Regions from separate parts of the Homo sapiens genome. Here region 1 is linked to region 2. Evidence: chromatin contacts called from ENCODE Hi-C or POLR2A ChIA-PET data. All regions are on one chromosome and are shown on one strand. Each heading gives the region's core, a stretch centred on a gene start or an enhancer-like site at or near the end of the contact. The rest is flanking DNA. Distances are from core to core; before and after follow the strand shown.

Region 1 (6,660 bases), core at 4,161-6,660, 2.9 Mb after region 2:
GCCTCACCTACCATCCTCTTTGGCATGCAGTGGACAGCCATCACTGGACTTCTTTGATGCAGGTGCCCCTCTCACCAGTGCTTTCTGGCAGTCTTGGTGAGTGGCGTGTAATCTGGGACATGTCATAGAACAAAATCCTCTAGCTGCATTACTTCTGGTCTTACCTAATATATCCATTCCTTCATGCTCATTTCCCTCAAACTCTTTATTTCTTCCTCTACCATATGTCAGGGGAATTTGGGCATTTCCATGTTGCTGAGAGTTGGGAGTCAATGAAAGATGAGAGAGCTGTCAGACAATGATGCAAGTCTGATCCTGTGTGGAGGAGAGGGGAAAAAGATTGGGTGGAAGTATGCCAGATATTTACTCAAAGTCAAGCAAAAGTTGGCCATTAGAGGCATCCTTTGTCTCCTAGGAGAAGGCCTGCCCTGCTGTCCTTGCCATACTCAGTCATCAGCTGGGAGCAGCCCATGGAAGCATGGCCTTCACACAAATGTGCAATGGATTTCAAAGTGAGGCAGCTGGGGTGCTTTGTGAATTAAGCTCCAAGTTGAGGTCTTTGAAGTGCATTCTCACAATTGCCAGAGTGTCCTTTACAGCAAAAAGAATTTTTTTTCTAGTCCGAGCTACAGCCTAGGATTACATGGTGACTTTGTCTTGTCTTTTTAATGTTCTTCAATCTAGAACAGTCTTTCCATTTGGGTTTGGGTTTAACGTTTTCTTTTCTTTTTACTTTGAGACAGGGTCTTGCTATATTGCCCAGGCTGGTCTTGAACTCCTGGCCTCAAGCAATCCTCCTGCCTCAAACTCCCAAGTAGCTTGGACTACAGGTGGGCACCATTGAACCCTCTAATGTTTCCTTATAGTTACTTTCTATTGTGCTGTTTTGTTTTGTTTTATTGGGTCAGGAATACATAAGAAATAAAAATTGTTCTTTTAGTGGCATGCAATTTAATTTGTCCTGTTACTAATGATGTTAACTTTGATCACTTGGTTGAGGTGATATATTCCAGGATTCTCTGGAAAATTAGTGTCTTTTTCCTTTGTAATAAATAGAGCATCTTGTGGGGATATGCTTTGAGACTCTGTAATTACCCTCAGTGTGCTAAAGATCTGAGGGGATATAGAGAGAAAATTCTGAGTCACACTTTCATTTCATGTAGCTGAAAAAGCAACTTAAACATTGGACTTGACTGAAATTAAGCTTGGACTTAACTGAGCTCCTTCAGGAAAAGCTTAATTACTTACTGAGACAGGAAAATCATCAGGACACTCTCGGATCTCAATGTGGGTACTGGGAGTGCCAGAGAACCAAGATTCTCCCTCCCACTCTCTCTGATGTGTGTGATTCATATGAACATTGATAAAGGATGTCTCATCCCTCCTTCAAGTAAACTTGTTCTGACAAAATTTCACCACACTTTGTCAAATGGCAAACATTGTTCCTAAGAAACATCATATACGTGTTTATGCAAATTTTGTTTTTTAAACTTTTTATCAAGAAAAGAAAAAAAGTGGAAAATATGTTTTTGCCTGAAAAGTGAATATTATAAACAAGTAGCTTGGGTTTGAAAGATAGTCTGTGGAAACACAGATAAGGCTCTATGCTAAGATGCTTGCTGCTATAATCCTCAGTCCCCTAGTAAAAGTTTCTGCAAAAAGCTTGGCCAGCCATGATGCCATTGAGCATTGACCCCCATAATCAATCTCCCTGTGACTCTCACGGAGAATGCTGAAGCAAATTTTCTGTAGTGAGGGATCTGTAGACCATGGCATGCAGCCTCCAGTCTCACTGTGCAGACTGAGGACAGTGACACAGGTCATTGACACACGGCTGACCTAGGCAGTGATTCTCCCTACACTAATACAGTGATTCTTTCTGTGAGAGACTGCCTGCCCTTAATAAGATAACATGCCCCTTTGGCCGGGCACAGTGGCTCACGCCTGTAATCCCAGCACTTTGGGAGGCCGAGGCGGGCGGAACATGAGGTCAGGAGACTGAGACCATCCTGGCTAACACAGTGAAACCCCGTCTCTACTAAAAATACAAAAAAAAAAAAAATAGCTGGGTGTGGTGGCGGGCACCTGTAGTCCCAGCTACTCAGGAGGCTGAGGCAGGAGAATGGCATGAACCTGGGAGGTAGAGCTTGCAGCGAGCCAAGATCGAGCCACTGCTCTCCAGCCTGGGTGACAAAGCGAGATTCTGCCTCAAAAAAAAAAAAAAAAAAAAGAATAACCTGCCCCTTTAACCTACCAACTCTCTTCTCCTCTTTAGTTTGTTGAAGCAAAAACAACGTAAATATTGCATTAACCAAGTGTGTGTATGAGAGAGAGAGAGAGAGGAGAGAGAGAGAAGAGAGAGAGAGAGAGAGAATGAGCAGTTATGGCTCTTGGCATTTTTTACTGGACAAGGCAAACCTAAAGATTTTACTTTTAAACTTGAATTAATGCTGAGAGTAAGTCACATCTGCCCTCACTTCCCTCCCACTCCACACAAACATGCATACCACTGGAAAGGCAACATTTTATCAAAGGCATTTGGCGTTTTTCCTCTCTTATGACCCTCTAGAAGCTTGAGAATGTGGGAGAGAAGGGCTGGAACCAGAAATGGAGAAGTAGTGCTGGAACAATAATGACCTGAAAGCCAGTGGAACTGAGGTCTCCTGCAGGAACTTTTGGGGAGGCCTGGATACTTTGGAGACCAATGGGTATGGATGGAAAGAAGAGCAGAAATGATTCAGCTCATAAAGCAGTGAAAAGGAATGATCTAAGTACATGAACAAATCTTTAAAGCAAAATGTTAAAGTGTGGGAGCAAGTTCTACAGAACACATACAATATGATACTTTTTTTTTTTTTTTTAAAGAGACAGGGTCTCACTCTATTGCCCATGCAGGGGTGCAGTGGCACAATCAGAGCTCATAGCATCCTTCAACTCCTGGGCTCAAGCCATCTTCCCACTTCAGCCTCCTGAGTAGCTGGGACTTCATAGGCAGGCACCACCACACCCAGCTAATTTAAAACAATTTTTTTGGCTGGGCGCGGGGGCTCACACCTGTAATTCCAGCACTTTGGAAAGCCGAGGCAGGCAGATCATGAGGTCAAGAGTTCGTAGACCAGCATGGCCAATATGGTGAAACCTTGTCTCTACTAAAAATACAAAAATCAGCTGGGCGTGGTGGGATGTGCCTGTAGTCCCAGCTACTTGGGAGGCCAAGGCAGGAGAATTGCTTGAACCCCGGAGGCCGACATTGCAGCAAGCCGAGATTGCGCCACTGCACTCCAGCCTGAGTGACACAGCAAGACTCCGTCTCAAACAAACAAACAAACAAACAAACAATTTTTTTTTTTTAGAGATAGGGTCTTGCTATGTTGCCCAGGCTGGTCTCAAACTCTGGGCCTCAAGCCGTCTTCCCTCTCAGCCTTCCAAAGTGCTGGAATTACAGTCGTGAGTAACTGCACCTGGCCAACATGATGCCATTTACATGCAGCTTAAACGCATATACATGTGTTGAATCAGTGTCATGTGTTGATGAGGGACATAAACACATTTACTAAAAGTATAAACAGTTGCATGGGAATTAGTAACTTTAAATTCATAAAATTGTACTGGCTATCAGGTGAGTAGGGGACAAGTGGAATGAGGGAATGAGACCAGCTGGGTACCCAAATATTGCTAATGTTATTGCTTAAGCTGTGTGGTGAATACACAGGTGTTCAATTTACTATTATTTCGCACTTTCCGTGTACTTTAGCTATTTGACAATACATTTAAAAATCGAAAACTTATCCCATAATCCCAGGCTCCAGAGGTGATAGTAGGTGGTGTTTTCCAGACCTTTCCCGCTGCCTTGATTTTCTGTTAACTGGCCACCATCCTTGTCTCCTCGCGCTGCCGGTCGCTGCAGAACCCCTGCGCGGAGGGACTGCCAGTTCCCAGGAAGGTGCAGGACAGCTGGAGCCTCTTCTTCTCTGGGCAGGGATTTAAATGTTCTTGGGTAGCCTCGCCAGAGACCTGTGCGGCCCTACAGTGACCTTCTTTCCAGCCACTTTCCCATGAGCTCAAAGCTTTGGATTCTGTCACTTGCAAAGGGTCAGGCCTGATCCCTTGCGGGTTCTTGAGAAGTGAGTAAGACTTCCAGCGCCCCGGCCCAGACTGCGACGACCCAGACTGCGACGACCCAGTCTGCGCCTGGCGCAGGCTCCATAGACGGCTTTTCTTCAGCTCTGTCCACTGAGACCTCGAGCCCTTGAGCAGAAGATGGGAGAGAGAGGGTCTTGCTGGGCGGGCTCCAGAAGTCCTCCTGGCTCTGGGCGCAGGAGTTGGAAGAGAAGAGATAGAGAAACATCTACTCACCAGAATTGTAAACTGGAAGAAGGGTAGAGGAAAGGTGCCTAGAGAGGGCAGCTGGAATCAGGATTGGGCTGAATATTTTAGGAGTCCCCAAGTGCTACTTCTATCCGCTGGGAGCACGGGTTCGAATCTGCCCCCAGGCAGCCCGCTCCTGGTTCTCTTGTCCCCCTGTGCTGCGGCGGGGCCCACTTCGGCCCTCGGGTTCCCCGCACAGGCCACACAGGGCAGCAGCGCGCGCCGTACCCACGGGCAGTTCGAGAGGGCCGCGCGTGGCGGAGCCAGGCCCTTCGCCAGCGCCCAGTACAAATTTAGTACTAGAATTAAGAGAAACACACTGAAATCTGACAGCCCCGCCTAAGACCCGGGCGTGAGGAAGTCTGCGGTGGGTGATGAATACAAAGAACAGTTTCTCTTTCCTGTCAGTAAAACGCTGTTTCCAGAGCCTGCCAGGTTTCGCCCCAGTGGCCACACCTATGCCTGGCAGGTGCTGGTCCGAGCCCCTAGCGCCAGCAAAAGAAAGGAGGCGGACGCAACATTCTCGAATTACTAGGAGAAGGAGGGAGGCTTTCCCTTCCCCCCAGTGCCCCATGTACCAACGCGTCTCGCCATACCCCTTGCCCCTCTTCCAGCAGCTGACGGAGTAATTCGAGTAGGAATCGAAAGATTTGGAGGCGCCGGGGGAGAAACCTGCGGAGCGCTCTCCGAGCCTGTGGCGTCCCAGGAAGACTCCGAGCGGGGCCAGGGAAGTTCTCTGGAGGACATGGGGTGGATACCCAGGTCTCCTTCCCTGGGTGAAATAAGAACTGAAAATCTAAAAATAAAATAAATAAAATAAAATAGAAAACACAGAGAAGCAACAAAAAAGCGCTTCCCCTCCTCAGTTCTCCCCAGTCCACCCAAGGTTTACCAAGACTGTTGTAGTTGCAAGAGTGGGCTTCCGGCTCCACGTAACGATGCGATTGGGCTGTACCTCTGTCTGTCTCCTGCGCGATGTCCCGCCCCGGGAGGTGTCACGGAACTCAGCTGATATAAGCCCGGGATCCCGCCGGGTCAGGTTCTCTGCTCTGGACTTGGGAGGCTCCGTTGCCTGCTCCCGGAGGGAGACGCGCTGCCGAGGAGAACCCAGCGGGTAATGAATCCCCCGCGCTTCTTTGCCCAGGCCTTCCCCAAACCTCCCCCCGGTCTGCGCGGGTTCTCCTATTGGGCTGTGGTGAAGACAAGGTGCGGCGACTGCAGCTCCCCAGGTCTGGGCGCTGCCGGGAGAGAGTCTTTCCCGCTGGGGAGATTTAGTTTGTTGACTCAGGAGCACCTCCAACGACAGCTAGTGGCAGAGGACCCGGGAGCTGGGAGGTTCGGAACGCGGGGCGAGCTGGGGAGGAGGGAGAGGCGCCGACCCAGCGCAGCCTACATCTTAGCAAACCAAACCTGGCAACATTTCCCCACGGTTCAGGAGCACGAAGGACTTAAGGGAAAACGACGAAATCGGGGCTCCCGAGGATGAAGTTAAATGGGTTGTGGCCTGGGGACAAATAGGGCCAATGTCCAGTCTATTACAAGAGGCTTTGTTCCAGAGGCTTGCCTATAAGCCCCTGGCTTGGAACGTCAGTCTTCAAACTGTAACAACAGGGGCAGGCTACTAGGGTAGCCCACAAAGCCCTGTATCCCCCATACAGTGACTAACTAGAGCCCTAGTTGGTCATATCCGCAGTGGCTGAGACTGCGGTGTGATTCCGTTTCCCTCTTGCATGTGTCCCGGGAGCCCGAGTTGTCGAAGCCCAAATTCAGGCTCAGGAACCTGATGTGCTGTTGATGCCAAACACTGACACACAGATGCTTGGAGACAGAGGAAGATTTATTCCATTTGGCCAAAGCGAGAAGGCAAGAGGTCAAGATCTCTCAAATCCACCCTAACAAAAAGAAGTAGTGGGGAGTTTTTATGAGACCAGGAAGTAAGGGAGGGGGAATTTCAGGGAACCTCGGGGAAAAGTCTTTCTTCGTCTCAGATTACATCTTGAACCACCAGACTTCTGGGCGTCAGCAGCTGGTCACAATGCCCTTAAAGGCATTCATTCCTTCTGCAAAATTTTTTTCTTGACTCTGAAGCTATATCCTCCTGCTTGACAAAGAAACGGTGCATCAGCAGTTTATAATTATATTGCTAGAAAAAGGAATATTGGGCAAAAAGTGGGTAGTTAACATATGCAAATAAGCAAGGGCCTCATCGGAATTTTCATGGTTTCATCACTAAAAATGTTGGGGTGCTGAAATCTTGAGGGGCTCGGTTGCACCAGAAGGGGATCCTTTGTC
Region 2 (6,332 bases), core at 1,522-4,021:
CTCCTGCCTCAGCCTCCAGAGTAGCTGGGATTACAGGCGCCCGCCACCACACTCAGCTATTTTTTTTGTATTTTTTAGTAGAGACAGGGTTTCATCATGTTGGCCAGGCTGGTCTCGAACTCCTGACCTCAGGTGATCCACCTACCTCAGCCTCCCAAAGTGTTGGGATTACAGGGGTGAGCCACCACCACACCCACTGAATTATATTTTCTTATAGTCTGGAAATTTGGAAATCCAAGATCAAGGCACTAATACTCAGTGTCTGATGAGGGCATTCTTGCTGCATCCTCATTTGGTTGAGGCAAGAGAGAGTAGAGTTTAGTTCCTTCCAGCACTTTAATAAAATCACTAATCCCCCCCCACCCAGTTTACTCATGATTTAATCACCTGCTAAAGGTCCCAACTCTTAATGCTATCACATTGGTGATTACGTTTCAAGCAGTTGGGGGGATATTCAGCACATTGCAATACGGTTTTAAACTTTTTCATTTTTCAATTTATTTTTTCATAGAGATGGTCTCACTATGGTGCCCAGGTTGGTCTCACACTCCTGGCCTCAAGCCACCCTCTTGCCTCAGTCTCCCAAAGCACGGCAATTACAGGCTTGAGCAACTGCACCCAGCCTGAACTTTTTTTTTTTTTTTCTTTTTGAGACAGAGTCTTGCTCTGTCGCCCGGACTGGAGTGCAGCAGAGTGATCTCGGCTCACTGCAGCCTCCGCCTCCCGGGTTCAAGCGATTCTCCTGCCTCAGCCTCCGGAGTAGCTGGGATTACAGGCGTGCCCCACCACGCCTGGCTAATTTTTTTTTGGTATTTTTAGTAAAGACCGGGTTTCACCATGTTGGCCAGGCTGGTCTTCAACTCCTGATCTCAGGTGATCCACCCGCCTCAGCCTCCCACAGTGCTGGGATTACAGGTGTGAGCCACTGCGCACAGCCCAAACTGATCCTTTAAAATTCAAATTTAATTCAGCTCCACACATACTTTGTGTTTTGGGGCAAATTATTCCAGCTCTCTTAAGTCTCTTTTATCTCATCTCTATTAACAAGTTGACAATAATGGCTCCTACCCCAGAGGCTGAGACAAATAATGTTAAAACTCACTACAATGCTTGGCACACGGTAGGTGCTCCATGGATGTCTGCTATTATTTTTTGCTTTTAATAGTAACATAATTTACATTACTAGTTATTATTATATGCTAAGCTCTGTTTTAAGTGCAGCCAAGATGAAGTTTAACTGCCTTGCCCAAAGTCAGGCAGCTAAGCAGTGGCACTGGTGGACTATGAACCCAAGCACTGGACTTTTAACCACCTCTCACTTGCATGATCCTCCAGTTGCCCTCTTAGAACCACTGTGCCTTCTCAGAGACTTCAGCTGAAATCCAACTTCTGAGAATGCTTCTAGGGTTCGCCAGAACCCGCCTTTGCTAGCCTCCCTAGGATTATCTCTTGTGACCAGCACCTTCACTGACAGCTCCAGTCTTTTTTTTTTTTTTTTGAGACGGAGTCTCACTCTGTCACCCAGGCTGGAATGCAATGGCGAGATCTCGGCTCACTGCAACCTTCACCTCCCAGGTCCAAGTGATTCTCCTGCCTCATTCTCCCGAGTAGCTGAGGTTACAGGCGCCTGCCACTACGCCTGGCTAATTTTTGTATTTTTAGTAGAGACAGGGTTTCACCATGTCGGCCAGGCTGGTCTCGAACTCCTGACCTCAAGTGATCCGCCTGCCTCGGCCTTGGCCCATAGTGTTGGGATTACTGGCGTGAGCAACCGCGCCCGGCTATCAGCTCCAGTCTTACCACGATTAGTTTTTCACGTGCCCAGCCTCAAAGACTTAAACTCTTTGCTCCCTTACGGAGATACCCTTTCCTTCACCTTGCTTGCTCCCGTTGACTCCTCAAGAAACCTTTCTTATGTCGGGCGCAGCGGCTCAAGCCTGCAATCCAGCACTTTGGGAGGCCGAGGCGGGCGGATCACTTGAGCCCAGGAGTTCGAGACCAGCCTCGCTAACATGGTGAAACCCCATTCTACTAAAAATACAAAAATTAGCCGGGCTTGGTGGCGCGGGCCTGCAGTCCCAGCTACTCGGGAGGCTGAGGTAGGAGAATCGCTTGAACCCGGGAGACGGAGGTTGCAGTGAGCAGAGATCGCGCCGCTGCACTCCAGCCTGGGAGACAGAGCGAGACTTGGTCTCAGAAAAATAAAACAAAACAAAGAAAAACAAAACTTTACTTGACAACCCAACGACCACTACCACTACAGCCGCCCTAGGACTCCCGCTCTCTGAGGTCCTACAGCACTTCGCATTTCCCTCAACGCCGCACTGAGAACTCTGCATTGTGTACTCGTCTGTCACCAATCTGCGAGTTACAAAGCAGAGACTAACTTATTTGGTTTAGCATTTAATAGGCACATAATCAACATTTACTGTTCAATTGAAACAAAATTAAAATTGGGCGCTGTCTCTATCTTTATTTGTGATCGGCCCTAACTGCACTGGCAATCTTTTCCGTTTTTTTGTTTTCTGTTTTCCATTCGCATGCCCCTTAGCGTACCTGGGGCTCCGGCTCCTTTACAAATGAAACCCAAAGTGCTCCGCAAGCACAGCCAGCGAAAGCGAAAAACTCTGAAACGGACAAGATGGCTGCCACCTCTTCGCGCCTCTTAGTCCCACCCACTCAGGGCGGAGGTCTGCGTCATGTGACCCTCCCCTTCTTGGCTCCGCCTCCTACCGCAGTGCTTGACGGGAGGCGGAGCGGGGAACGAGGCCGTCGGCCATTTTGTGTCTGCTTCCTGTGGGACGTGGTGGTAGCCGTTGGGTTGGGAAAGTGAGGGATTTTTGGCCTCGTTTCTCCTGCTTCTTTTCTCCTCCCTTTTACTTTGCCGGTAGAACACAGTTATGGGTCGCAAGAAGAAGAAGCAGCTGAAGCCGTGGTGCTGGTATCCTTTGTCGGTTTGAAGTCGAGGTCGCGTTGGGGTGCCGGTTGTTGGGGCCTGGGACTAGGAGGCCTGGATTTGGCTTACGGCGTGGAGCGTTTGTATTTAGGCGTCTGCGTGGGTGGCCTGGTGGCTGGGATTGGACTTGGGAAGGCTTCTAGGAAAATGGGGTTCCGAGGTCGACAGGCTTTTGCAGTTGTGGGTCGTGTGACTCTGTGACTCAGGAGGATCTTGTTCGGTGCGAATTTTGGACTCCGGGAGGCGGCCTGGACCCCTCCGCCAGGGACAGTGTCCCCTAGGGACTATTCAGCCACCTTCCGTTGTTTTGGTGACGATTCAACAAGGGACTTTTCTTCGAGTGCGATAGGCTTATTACTTTCATGGAGGGTTGGGGACAGCTTCACAGTCTGTCACCCACTTTTTCTGTTTTTATTTACTTTATGTGTGTTTTGTGTTTATTTTTTCGAATTGGCGGTTTAGTAAAGAACCAAGTTAGTCAACCCTGGTTTCGAACCTTTTTTTTTTTTTTTTTCTTTTCGGGGCGGGAGGAGAACTAGCTTCCGTGTCTCACCCAGAGGCGCCTTAATCTTCAGGAAGCGTTCTCACAGGGCGGAGTTTCTGTTACCCAACTTTGTAGGACTAAAAAGTGCCTATCTTATTAGGAAAACTCTTACTACAGTGTGGTATTAATGCTTTTTCTGGAAGCGTTAATATTCTTTACATTAAAATTGATTTTATTTACTGTTTTGTACGTAAAGGCGGCTTGTTACAGTACTGCGTTTATGTAACAGTTTTAAAAATAGCTTAAATACGGTTACGAATTTTGTAATGTGATTTTAGGAAAATCTGAGTAGTGAGGTAAGAATTCTGTTTTATTGATGTAAGAATTCTGCTTTATTGATTTTATTGATCTGTGAATTTAAATACATTGCTTGGCAACATAAATTCATACGGAATTGGAAACAACTTTATGGATTGTTCATTCGAAATTATGTGATTATTGTTCACCATATAGTTACTCTTAGATTCTAAATATTGCTAAATTCCTAATCCAGTTATTGCTATCGTCTTCATATCTAGTGAAGTAATTGTCTTGACAGAACCTTAGGGATTTCTTAACTGAACTCTTTCCTGTCCTCAGTGTGCATTTGTAAATGTTGAAATATTTATAACAAAAGTTTCACCGACATCTCTGTTAAACACAGGAATTTGACAAAGTATATTGCTGATTATTGAGATGTGTTTTTTGGGGTGGTGAAGAGAGCTGGCCTTCTAGGAAATTGAAAATACTGAAATAACATGGCAAGTGTAGTCCCTAATTGTGTAATAAATATAAAAAGCAGAGTTTCTATACAGTACCATTTTGGTTTTAGCTGTTCCCATATTGTAATGTTATCCATATGTTTTTATTATAGGCAGTGTCATCATTAGGCTGTCTTTGTGCCTTAACAGTATTGATCAGGTATTGTAATAGAGATTTTGATGATGAGAAGATCCTTATTCAGCACCAAAAAGCAAAGCATTTTAAATGCCATATATGTCACAAGAAATTGTATACAGGACCTGGCTTAGCTATTCATTGCATGCAGGTAAGGATTTTTCTTCTGTATTTATTGTCCGCTTGTGATTTGGAAACAACTTGAAAGAATAATCTTTTTTATTTTTTTGAGTTTCGGTCTTGTCGCCCAAGCTGGAGTGCAGTGGTGCAATCTCGGCCCACTGCAACCTCTGCCTCTCGGGTTCAAGCTATTCTTCTGCCTCAGCCTCCGGAGTAGTTGGGACTACAGGCAGCCGCCACCATGCCCGGCTAATTTTTTGTATTTTTAGTAGAGACTGGGGTTTCACCATGTTGGCCAGGCTGGTCTCGAACTCCTGACCTCAGGTGATCCACCCACCTGGGCCTCCCAGAGTGCTGGGATTACAGGCGTGAGCCACCGCGCCTGGCCGAAAGAATAATCATTTATTTCTCTGACAACTGTAGTTTTGTTTTTTTTTTGTTCACTTACTTACTGCAAAAGATAAGATAGCCAATCAGCATTAAAAAAAACAAAAAATTTGTTCGATAGCCATCAAGACAATAAACAAAACTGGCTTTTTATGTTTAAAGAGGGTTTGTATTTGTATTTAGTTTGATAGTACCTTACTAGGTTAGATTGGTAACATATCGAAATCACTAAATATTTCCTGAGTACTTGGAGCAGAGAACAAGGATCAGCGATTTAGATTTTGTAGGTGGTCTGGCCTTAAGAATTAATACTTAATTAGCAGTCATTACTCACTGCCATTGAAGGATCTGTTATTATCTGTAGCTTGGGGCTAGGCTAATTTCAGCAATTTATTTATTGGACTTCTTTTGGAATGGCAGCATTGTACTTTTTGCTTTTGTTTTTAAGAGATGGCCTTGCTCTGTGGCCCAGGCTGGATTGCAGTGACATGGTTATGGCTCACTGCAGCCTCATATTCCTGGGTTCTAGCCGTCTTCCTGCCTCGTTCTCCCAAAGCCCTGGGATTATGGGCATGAGCCATTGTGCCAGCCCAGAATTGTATTTCATTTAATAATTTCTAGGTTTCGGCTGGGCGCGGTGGCTCACGCCTGTAATCCCAGCGCTTTGGGAGGCCAAGGTGGGCGGATCACAAGGTCAGGAGTTCAAGACAGCCTGACCAACATGGTGAAACCCCATCTCTACTAAAGATACAAAAATTAGCCGGGTGTGGTGGCATGGGCCTGTAATCCTGGCTACTGGGGAGGCTGAGGCAAGAGAATCATTTGAACCCTGGAGGCAGAGGTTGCAGTGAGCTGAGATGGTGCCACTGCATTCCAGCCTGGGCAACAGGGTGAGACTCTGTCTCAATAATAATAATAATGACAATAATTTCTAGGTTTTTAAAGTTCTTTTAATAAATAGCGAGAGCATTGTAATTTATATTTTTTAAGATCTAGTAAGTACCTTCATGTCTCATTCAACATTATTCTACTTTGCTTAGTCCTAGAGCTGTCTGAATTTTTGCTAAATTAGACCTTACAGAAATATGAGATGAGCAAATACCAAATCATTGGAAACTACTATGGGTGGGAGGTAGGGAGACGTGATTTCTCCAGGTTTAAAGATAAATTTATATAGATCCTTTTCACTCCAGATACTTTAACAATAATTTAATATTCATTTTAAAATGTTGACCAGATGTGGTGGCTCACGCCTGTAATCCCAGCACTTTGGGAGGCCGAGGCTGGTGGATCACCTGAGGTCAGGGTTTCAAGACCAGCCTGACCAACGTGGTGAAACCCCATCTCTACAAATACCAAAAATTAGCTGGGCATGGTGGCAGGCACATGTAGTCCTGGCTACGGGGGCGGGGGGAGGGCTGGGGGCGGGGGGCGCGAGGCGGGTGCTGA

What was found. A loop is a pair of places that touch in the nucleus more often than their neighbours do. ChIA-PET counts read pairs that join two places held with the same protein, here RNA polymerase II (POLR2A). Pooled maps may share reads with other maps.
Region 1: a pooled map shows a loop between it and region 2 (4-fold over the local background). The contact joins the promoter of SLFN5 here to the promoter of ZNF207 in region 2. A Hi-C loop is called at or near these places in 6 of 50 pooled maps. POLR2A ChIA-PET finds 5 or more read pairs at or near these places in 2 of 52 experiments (AG04449 and BJ).

Annotation. Positions count from the first base shown.
Region 1 is chr17:35,237,662-35,244,321 of GRCh38, forward strand. It overlaps SLFN5 (schlafen family member 5), which reads left to right and starts at 5,411. Exons shown (of 5, transcript NM_144975.4): 1 at 5,411-5,482. It overlaps LOC105371932, which reads right to left and starts at 6,490. Exons shown (of 4, transcript XM_047437262.1): 1 at 6,450-6,490; 2 at 5,261-5,558; 3 at 4,965-5,164; 4 at 2,382-4,309. The coding sequence starts at 6,490. The coding sequence ends at 3,862. RefSeq lists enhancers at 5,163-5,222, 5,743-5,852, 5,826-6,454.
Region 2 is chr17:32,347,386-32,353,717 of GRCh38, forward strand. It overlaps ZNF207 (zinc finger protein 207), which reads left to right and starts at 2,772. Exons shown (of 12, transcript NM_001098507.2): 1 at 2,772-2,941; 2 at 4,401-4,527. The coding sequence starts at 2,901. MIR632 (microRNA 632) reads left to right here and starts at 2,724; the gene lies at 2,724-2,817. It also overlaps a transcript of C17orf75 not described here. RefSeq lists enhancers at 2,222-2,341, 2,512-2,861, 5,029-5,538.